2 separate regions of the Homo sapiens genome follow, and region 1 is linked to region 2. Evidence: chromatin loops called from intact Hi-C (ENCODE). Cell type or tissue: dorsolateral prefrontal cortex. All regions are shown on one strand. Links, peaks and the distances in the headings refer to the core of each region. The heading gives the core; the rest is flanking DNA.

Region 1 (2,500 bases), core at 1-2,500, 56 kb before region 2:
TTCCCCAGGAGGTCATTGGAAATGATAAGTGGGTCCACTCCTGCTTCCACTTCTTGGTTCTCAGACCCATGTATTCTTCCTGTTGAGGACATAGCACCACATGGAGAACCCCAGTTTAATGTATACAGTGCATCCTGCAGGATGGTACCCTGTTCTTTCAGAGCATTGCCTCCAGCTGGAGCTCCAGCTGTGCCTTTAGTAACCATTCCAATGCTTTATGAGGCTGGCTCCATCTAGGTGATACAGTATCTGATATGACCAGTGGATCCCATGGTCATTGTCCTATTCCCAAGCCTCCTTTGCGATGAAGTGATCCTCTGGTCAATATTATGCTGTGTGTGCTTCCATGACTACAGATCGGCCCCAGGTAGTGGGGCTTGCTGAAGCTCTGTGGCAAGGAAAGGCAAATCTAAAGCCAGGAGAGGTATCTAACCCTGTGAGGATGAACTGTGGAACCTTCCAGGACAGAAGGCCCAATATAGCTGACTTGCCAACTATATTGGAGATGCAAAAGTTTATTTTCCAACTCAGCAAGTCCCAGAATTCTTGGGCTCCCTGCATTCCACCTACATGTTCCTTGAAACCTGGCTGGTTCTTTTCTGAACTCATCTCTAGTACCTATTATATGCAGCTAAATACAACTAGCTCACACTTTTATCATTGTGCATGAAGACTTCTCAGCACAAATCCAAATATTTTTAGGTACATATGCTAACTTCCAAGTTACCAAAGGTGACAGTTTTAGAAAATGTCTCATCCCTGCAAAACACAGATTACCATTTTCTTTCCAGCCTCCTATAACAGTTTTCTTGTGCCCATCATCCAGCCTCCAAACCAATGCCACTTATTTTTTTGTTTTCTTGTGCCTATACCTCACTACAAATATCAATTTCTAATACCAATTAGATACTAATTTCTGATACCAAAAGCTATTGCCACAAAATGTTATATGACAAACATCCAAAAATTCAGTGGCTTAAAATAACAGTCGTTTATTGTCATTGATCTATGAATCAGCTGAGTGTTGGCAGATCCAAGCTGGGCTCCACTGTGCAGCTCTGCTGATTCAGGCTGAGCTTGGCCAGGAGGGTTTGGCTTTGCTCCATGTGTTACTCATCCTCCTTCTAGAACCAGTGGGCTAGTCATCAGCCTGTTTGTTCTGTGCTTCTGATGGCATAAGCCTAAGAAAACAAGCCCAACCACACAAGTGTTTTTCAAGCCCCTACTTGCAACATACTTGCTAATATCCCACTAGCCAAAGTAAGTCAGGGTGAGGGAGAAAAGTGAATATTTTGAATAATAATCTAACCTACCACATGTTATTGTGGAATCATAGGTCATCTCCAAAGAGGAAAAGTCATCAGATACAAAGGATTGTGAATGAGAATGGCAGAACTTCTCTAGAGCAATATCAGAAGCTAGAAGACAATGAAATGCCTTCCAAATTCTGAGTGAAATTGTTTTAAACCTAGAATTCCATATCCGTCTAAACTATCAGTTAATTATAAGGCTAGAATAAAGATATTTTGAGATATGCACATGTAGAGTCTCAGTTAATGTACCTCCCATAGACCTTTCCTTAGAAGCTACTAGAGAATAAGAACCACCAAAAAGACGCAACCAAAACAGAGGAAGATAGAAAACATAGGAAATCCAGTTTAGGAGAGAGATGATGGAAATTTCCAGCATGATAGCACATGAAGTTCCATATTGTTGCACAGAAGACAGCAAGACTAGTCTGGAGCAGAGGGATGGAGGGCTCCATGGCTCTCTGCAGCGTGGGGAATTTGACTGAGTGGAAAGATACATAAAATGCTATTGTAGACAGTGGGAAAACCCAAGTATAGGTAAAATGGAAAACTAAGCAAATGAAAAATAACACAATTATTTAGAGGTATGTAGAAGGACGTAAAATCATAGCCCACTATTTTGTTCAGCCATAAACAATATTTCATATTATAAGAAGAACTGTCCTATAACTATATTGAGAGAATGGGAAGAAGAAAGTGAATAATGCCATAATAGAGAGTCACCAGACAATATTCAAGGTTGATAAATCAGGAAAAACAATATAGCACATATTAGTTAGCAATATGGAGGAAATGTATTGAGTCTGGAAAGTGGAATTAGAAAATATGAGGGGTGGGACATGGGCTTGTTCTATTTGGTTGCAAATCTTTTATCAATATTGGACTGTTGTGTAAAAATATGTACATATATTACTCTGATAAATTTTTTCAGGCCTAGGGAAATGTAATACAATTAGCTTGTATACTACTTTGGTGAGAGCAAATTTCATCTATTTTATCATTTATTGAATAAATATTTTTGCTTTGTTCTAGGTACAAATATTTTTGCTTAGTTGTAGGCATCAAAATAATTATGCACCGTGTTTGATGATTACAAAACACATTTGCATATATTTAATCTTGTGATTCAATTCTTACAACTCTGTGAGTTTGATACAGAAGCAAATTTACCTTGCTGTTAATGAATTCTA
Region 2 (6,362 bases), core at 3,863-6,362:
TTTTACTTTTGTGTTTACCTCTTCCCCTTCTCCCTCCTTTCACATCAGTTACCATTGCCTCAACCATAGTATCTCCTTATTTTTCTTCATCTATAGCTATATATTGCCTCTACAGATATGTATATTACTTAATAATAGTGGGATCATATTATACACTCTTCTGCATCTCTCTTTTCTCCCTGAACAGTTCCTCCAGATATCCTTGTAAGACATTGAACAGAACTTCATCCTTTTCCTCTTTAATGGCTGTATAATATTCCCTGGTATGAACATATGTTATATACTCAGCCATTTTCCTGGTGGTAGGCATTCCCTTGCTTCCAGTTTCTTGTCATTCTACATGATTCTGATGTAGATTCTGATGTCATTCTACGTGAACATCCTGATACAAGACTGTGTTTATTGGTGCTGATAGTTCTATAGAAGAGATCCCCAGGAGTAGAATCTCAGGTTATCTTTTTTTTTTTTTTTTCAATACAGCATTTCGCTGTTGTCACCCAGGCTGGAATGCAATGGTGCTATCTCGGCTCACTGCAATCTCCACCTCCCAGGATCAAGCCATTCTCCTGCCTCAGCCTCCCAAGTAGCTGGGATTATAGGCACCCGCCACCATGCCCAGCTAATTTTTGTATTTTTAGTAGAGACAGGGTTTCACCATGTTGGCCAAGCTGGTCTCGAACTCCTGACCTCAGGTGATCCACCTGCTTGGAACTCCCAAAGTGTTGGGATTACAGGCGTGAGCCACCGAGCCCAGCCTCTATTTTTAATTAATATAGAAATTGCAGCTGGCCCTATCACACAGGTATCAGAATTGTTGGAAGCATCTCTTTCCCCACCAGATGGTACGCTTCCTGAGGGCAGAGACTATGTGACATTCCTCTTGGAATGCTTGGCAGAAAGCACGCACCTGACCTTAGCAGGTGCACAATGAGCATTTGAATGAGAGTTGGATGGAGTGGATGGATGTAAGCAAAATACTCAAATTCATTGGCACCTTTGTGTTAGTTTTAAAAAATGTTCAAGGAAAAATTGAGGGATCTCTTACTTTTCATTTTCTTCTTATTAGCTAACCACAGAATTAATGACATGCATTCTCATTGGGTATGCTCACGACTGTAATCCCAGCACTTTGGGAGGCCGAGGCAGGTGTATCACTTGAGCCCAGGTGTTCAAGGAAGACCAGCCTGGGCAACAGAGACCCTGTCTCTACAAAAAATACAAAAATTAGCCAAGCATGGTGGCATGCACCTGTAGTCCCAGCTACTTTGGAGGCTGAGGTGGGAGGATCACTTCTTGAGCCTGGGAAGCAGAGGTTGCAGTGAGCCATGATTGTGCCACTGCACTCCAGCCTGGGTGACAGAGCAAGACCCTGTCTTAAAAAAAATTAAAAAAAAAAAAAAAAGAAAGAAAGAAAAGAAATGGCCAGAATGCTTTCCTAAAATCCATCCCATCTTCACTAGTAATTGAGGAGTGTGCCTTTTCTCTACCTCCCTTGTAACTTTGGCTGTTAGACCTCTTAATGTTTCTTGGTGTGATGGATGTAAAACGATACCTTATTGCTACTTTAATAGCATTTCCCTGAATATAAGTGATGTTGTGCACCTTTTCATAAATTTCCTGGCCAGTGGAGCTGTTAGGTCATTTGCCTACTCATATTTCTCGTCTGTTTTTCTGTCGGTCTTTTTGTCTTTTTATTGTGTTTGAAGAGCTCTTTGTGTGTTACGGTTGTGGCTGAAGTGTCTGAAGAGGTTTCTCCCCCTCCACATTGCAGGGGCAGCTGAAATGCACTCGAGTTTTTTGTTTTTTGTTTATACTTTAAGTTCTAGGGTACATGTGCACAACGTGCAGGTTTGTTACATATGTATACATGTGCCATGTTGGTGTGCTGCACCCGTTAACTCGTCATTTACATTAGGTATATCTCCTAATGCTATCCCTCCCACGCCACCCCACGACAGGCCCCTGTGTGTGATGTTCCCCACCCTGTGTCCACGTGTTCTCATTGCTCAATTCCCACCTATGAATGAGAACATGCGGTGTTTGGTTTTCTGTCCTTGTGATAGTTTGCTCAGCTAACCAGGCTGTTACGGCCTGTGGCCATAGACTGCTGGTCACTCAGCAGATACTGAGACTGAGGATTGTATTGAGCTAGAATATAGCCGCATGATGTGGAGGACTGAGAAGGTGAGGCAGTTTTGCCCCGTGCTGCCTTCCACCGGTTAAGACCTCCAAAATCGAAGGGCTGCCCAGGCAGAGGATGTCCCCTTGCCACCCTTGGAGGGGCAGCGCTGTGCTGGCCGACATTTGTGATGCAGCCTGTCCCTGGCTCAGGTGAGGCTTCCACTAGGTCAAAAGGATTAAGACATCGAAGTCAGTGCTTCTCATCCTTGTGCCCACTTTAACTCCTAACAGATGGCATTCACCTGTGCGACACTCCCTCTGGGCATTCCAGTTTTTAAGGAAACCCAGAGAGGTAAAAAGCATGACAGTAATCAGTCACCTCTGGCACTATCAGGGGCACATCAGTAAGGATGACTCTCAGACTTTGGCACAAGTAAGAGAATCTGCGGGTTTATGTGCAGTTTCCAAGCTTTGGCTCAAGAAAGCATATCAGAATGCAAAGCAATACTCTTGATGTTATAGGAAACGTTTACATCCCTTTTAATTTATAAAGTAAATTAGTCGTAAAGATTCATTATAATAGTCTCTGCACTTTTGTGTTTGTCCAGTAATAAAAAAGGACCTCAGGAAAGATCAGATTCAATATAGAAGGAAATAGAAATTTTAAAAAAGAAAAAAGTATAGGAAAAATTTTAGGTAAAGTTAGATAATTAAAAATGTTTATAACACTTAAATCTTACTCTGTTTAGCAACCATAATGTTATATAACCATAATATTTACTGGCCATAAAAACACTATTCTTGAAGGTGGTCTGTAACTCCTCATCCTACTTTCCCCCACTTTTGAGACTTTAGCAATGTAATACATCTCTTGGGGGAAAATGTAGCCTTTAATTTCTAAAGATTTTCTATGCTAATTGGTCTTTATCATGAGTGACCATATTTAAATCAATGCCTGTGTATCAGAAGACATGTAAATAGCCATTTCTTTGTTAGAAGACGCATGGTACTTGTCTTTTTTGATGATTCTGGTATATTTGTTATCTTTTTAAAAAAATGATATGTTAAATGTCATACCTGATCCGGAGTGGACTTGCTTGGTGGGAAAAAGAATACTTAGGTTTAGAAAAGTACAGTGCATCTGCAACAAGACTATTAGCAACTGAATTCATAGTTTACACTAAATGCTACTGTAACTATAGCAGCTTATTTTTCCTATTCTCATCTTTGTCTTCAGTTTTTCCCAGTTGTGTTTAACAAGAAAGATTCTGGAACTTTGTCATCTCCATGGCTGCTGGTTCAAAATCTGACAGTATGAGCAGCATTGATCTCACTGTGCCTGGGTCTCACCTTGCCCTTGATTTTCTCCCTAAGTTCTCAGAAGAGCTCAAGAAGTCTGTCATGTGTTTTCTTCTCATTGTTTTTCAACTTTCAAAGCAAATTTATCTAGAATCACACATTTGGTCCTTTGTGAACTTATTTCCTAACTAATAAACTTCACCTTTTTCTGTATTCCCTTTTCTTTAATAGGTTATTGCAGTAGTGAATTAGTTTCCTAATAAAAAAGACTGTGCAATGACATTGCATTATGTTTGGATCCTTTTAACAGATTTTGTGTTGAACAAAGCAAGACGTTATTTTATTTCTTTTTCTTCCTTAATTAAAAGTATTGAGCAAACTTTGTATCTTGCAAATATGTAGAGGGGATCTTTTAGTTAGCACAAACAATAAAGAAAACTAATTTTATTTGTTTTATGCCTTGGGTATCTATGAAAGGGTTAGAAAAAGTGAACCAGGGCATGGCGCTGCTCAGTATTTCTAGTATCTGTCTTTAAGGTGGTTTGAATGCATTTCTTTCACTGGCCTGCCTGTCCTCTGAATTTACTCCTAGCACTGCTGATGGTTCTTCAGAACTCAGGAATCGTGTTGCATGCATTGTTTCTACCCACCTGAGATGGTTGGAAACCCTGAGGCAATGACAGGGACCCCAGAATCCTTGGGAAATTACCCACTGTCTAATTTAAAGGTAAAAATTTAGAATGCTGCTTTGGATATTGCTATTTCCTAAATGTGCATATCTTAAAAGCATTGCTTTCAGTACTGCCGATTTTCTCATAAGTAGATTGTTTTTATAATCACAAAAACATATTTTTATCTTGAAAAACATACAGTCTTTGAAAGCTTTTTAAAAGGCTGTTCACCACTGGCTCTTCCACTCCTGAAGTTTAAGAAACAAAATTTTCATTCCCAAAGCTGTCTTTTCTGGTCATTGCTCAAGTGTGCTGTGCAGCACCCAGAGAAGACTGCATAAGGGAGCCTAGCTGTTATTCTGAAGACAGTACCTTTTTTATTGTTGTCGTTGTTGTTATTAAGAAAGCAGAGACTAGTTAAAGCTAATACAGACACAGCACGGAGTTAGCTAGTTCTTTCTGTTCAAGCAGCTTAGCCTCCCGCTATTAGAATAAATACTTGTTGACTGGGGACCCACTTGATTTCAAAGAGGATTCCTAGTATAGGAAGGGCTAGATATTTTTAACAGTTTTTTCTGAGGAATCAACACTTAATACTGAAGATTAATTAGAAAGAAACTTAGACTATCTACACACACTATAGGCTTTTCATCGGTAAGAAAATGGAGGGCGGCATGGTTTCTTAGGCTAACTGTAGTCTAGGAGCTGTGTGCGTGATCCTAACACTCATTATTATTCTTCCCCTGCTCCCCAGCGTGCGGGCGCCGCAGAATGAGGAGTGGCGAGCCGGCCTGCACCATGGACCAGGCCCGCGGGCTGGACGACGCGGCGGCGCGGGGCGGTCAGTGTCCGGGACTGGGGCCGGCGCCGACGCCGACGCCTCCCGGCCGCCTGGGGGCGCCATACTCCGAGGCCTGGGGCTACTTCCACCTGGCGCCGGGGCGCCCCGGGCATCCGTCGGGCCACTGGGCCACCTGCCGTCTGTGCGGGGAGCAGGTGGGCCGCGGCCCGGGCTTCCACGCGGGGACCTCGGCGTTGTGGAGGCACCTGAGGAGCGCGCACCGGCGGGAGCTGGAGAGCAGCGGCGCCGGGAGCTCCCCACCTGCCGCGCCCTGCCCGCCGCCGCCCGGCCCCGCTGCGGCCCCCGAGGGCGACTGGGCGCGCCTGCTGGAACAGATGGGCGCGCTGGCCGTGCGCGGCAGCCGGCGGGAGCGGGAGCTGGAGCGGCGCGAGCTGGCCGTGGAGCAGGGCGAGCGCGCCCTGGAGCGGAGGCGGAGGGCGCTGCAGGAGGAAGAGCGCGCCGCGGCCCAGGCGCGCCGGGAACTGCAGGCCGAGCGGGAGGCGCTGCAGGCGCGGCTGCGGGATGTGAGCCGCCGTGAGGGCGCCCTGGGCTGGGCCCCCGCTGCGCCGCCGCCGCTCAAGGACGACCCCGAGGGTGACAGGGACGGCTGCGTCATCACAAAGGTCCTCCTGTAGGGGTGTGGCCACTTCCCCACCCCAGGACAGCGCTTCTCCGTCCAATGCCAATGCCTTCAGACCCCGCTGGGACCGAAGCCGTAACCGAAGCCAGGCCCGCAGCCGCTACTCACTCGGAAGCTCCAGCTAACTGTAGGATCTTCCACACCCTAAGGCTTCAGCTTGAGAAGCACTTCGAAGCCAGAGCAGAACCAAAACTCACTTCCATGGGGTCACCGGGGGTGCCTGGGCGGCCTTTCGTGGGCATGCACGCAAGGAATTGGGGTGGCACACGGGACACCCGAGAGCTCCAGGAGCCCCGTGAACCCAGACCACCCAGTGCCATGGCCACTTAGGGCTGGGAACCCGAACCTGGTGACTTTGAAAGGATAGAGCTTCATTCCATACCAAAGACTTATCACACCATGTGCCTATACACCCAGCAGCCCAAGGTGGAGGGTGCGTGGAAATGAGAAAGCTTTTTACCCAAAAAAAAAAAAAAAAGAGTTCCTAATGCATAATCTGCCCAACACCAAGTTCTGAAGGGTGGGTGAGGGACGTCCCCTCTAGTTTCCATGACTGCTGTAGACCCGCATCATCTCTAGCCCTCATCGGGGCAGTCCCAGAGCCCGCTTTTTTACTGCCCATATTATTCAACCAATACCAGGTGCACTCTGTCTCCCCTCGGCCATCCTTCCCTTGCTTCAGACCTAATGACAAGTGTGGCACATATGTCCACTTTCAGGCCTCACATCTGCCACCTTAGCAAGACATCACCTCATCCCCTTGTCACTAGGAAGAGGGCTTCTTCCCCAC

Evidence for each region. A loop is a pair of places that touch in the nucleus more often than their neighbours do. Peaks named below come from ENCODE experiments on the same cell type or tissue, not always from the same donor. Only the 100,000 strongest peaks of a DNase experiment are listed, where the experiment ranks them.
Region 1: a loop joins it to region 2, with 4 times the contacts of the local background. A loop is called at or near these places in 11 of 110 quality-filtered maps.

What each region holds. Positions count from the first base shown.
Region 1 is chr5:77,131,884-77,134,383 of GRCh38, reverse strand. All of the region lies in intron 2 of ZBED3-AS1 (ZBED3 antisense RNA 1), which reads right to left. It also overlaps a transcript of PDE8B not described here. Among named protein-coding and RNA genes, the nearest start is that of ZBED3, 46 kb to the right of the region's middle. In dorsolateral prefrontal cortex, for the core only: no CTCF peak of the experiment used is centred there; a DNase peak (open chromatin) is centred at 1,073; H3K27ac peaks cover 2,500 bases.
Region 2 is chr5:77,076,379-77,082,740 of GRCh38, reverse strand. ZBED3 (zinc finger BED-type containing 3) reads left to right here. Exons shown (of 3, transcript NM_032367.4): 2 at 4,013-4,147; 3 at 4,846-6,362. The coding sequence starts at 4,863. The coding sequence ends at 5,567. SNORA47 (small nucleolar RNA, H/ACA box 47) reads left to right here and starts at 2,170; the gene lies at 2,170-2,307. RefSeq lists a silencer at 4,894-5,303. In dorsolateral prefrontal cortex, for the core only: CTCF peaks have their summits at 4,780 and 4,980 (motif pointing right); DNase peaks (open chromatin) are centred at 4,970, 5,380, 5,863 and 6,194; H3K4me3 peaks cover 1,284 bases; H3K27ac peaks cover 2,498 bases.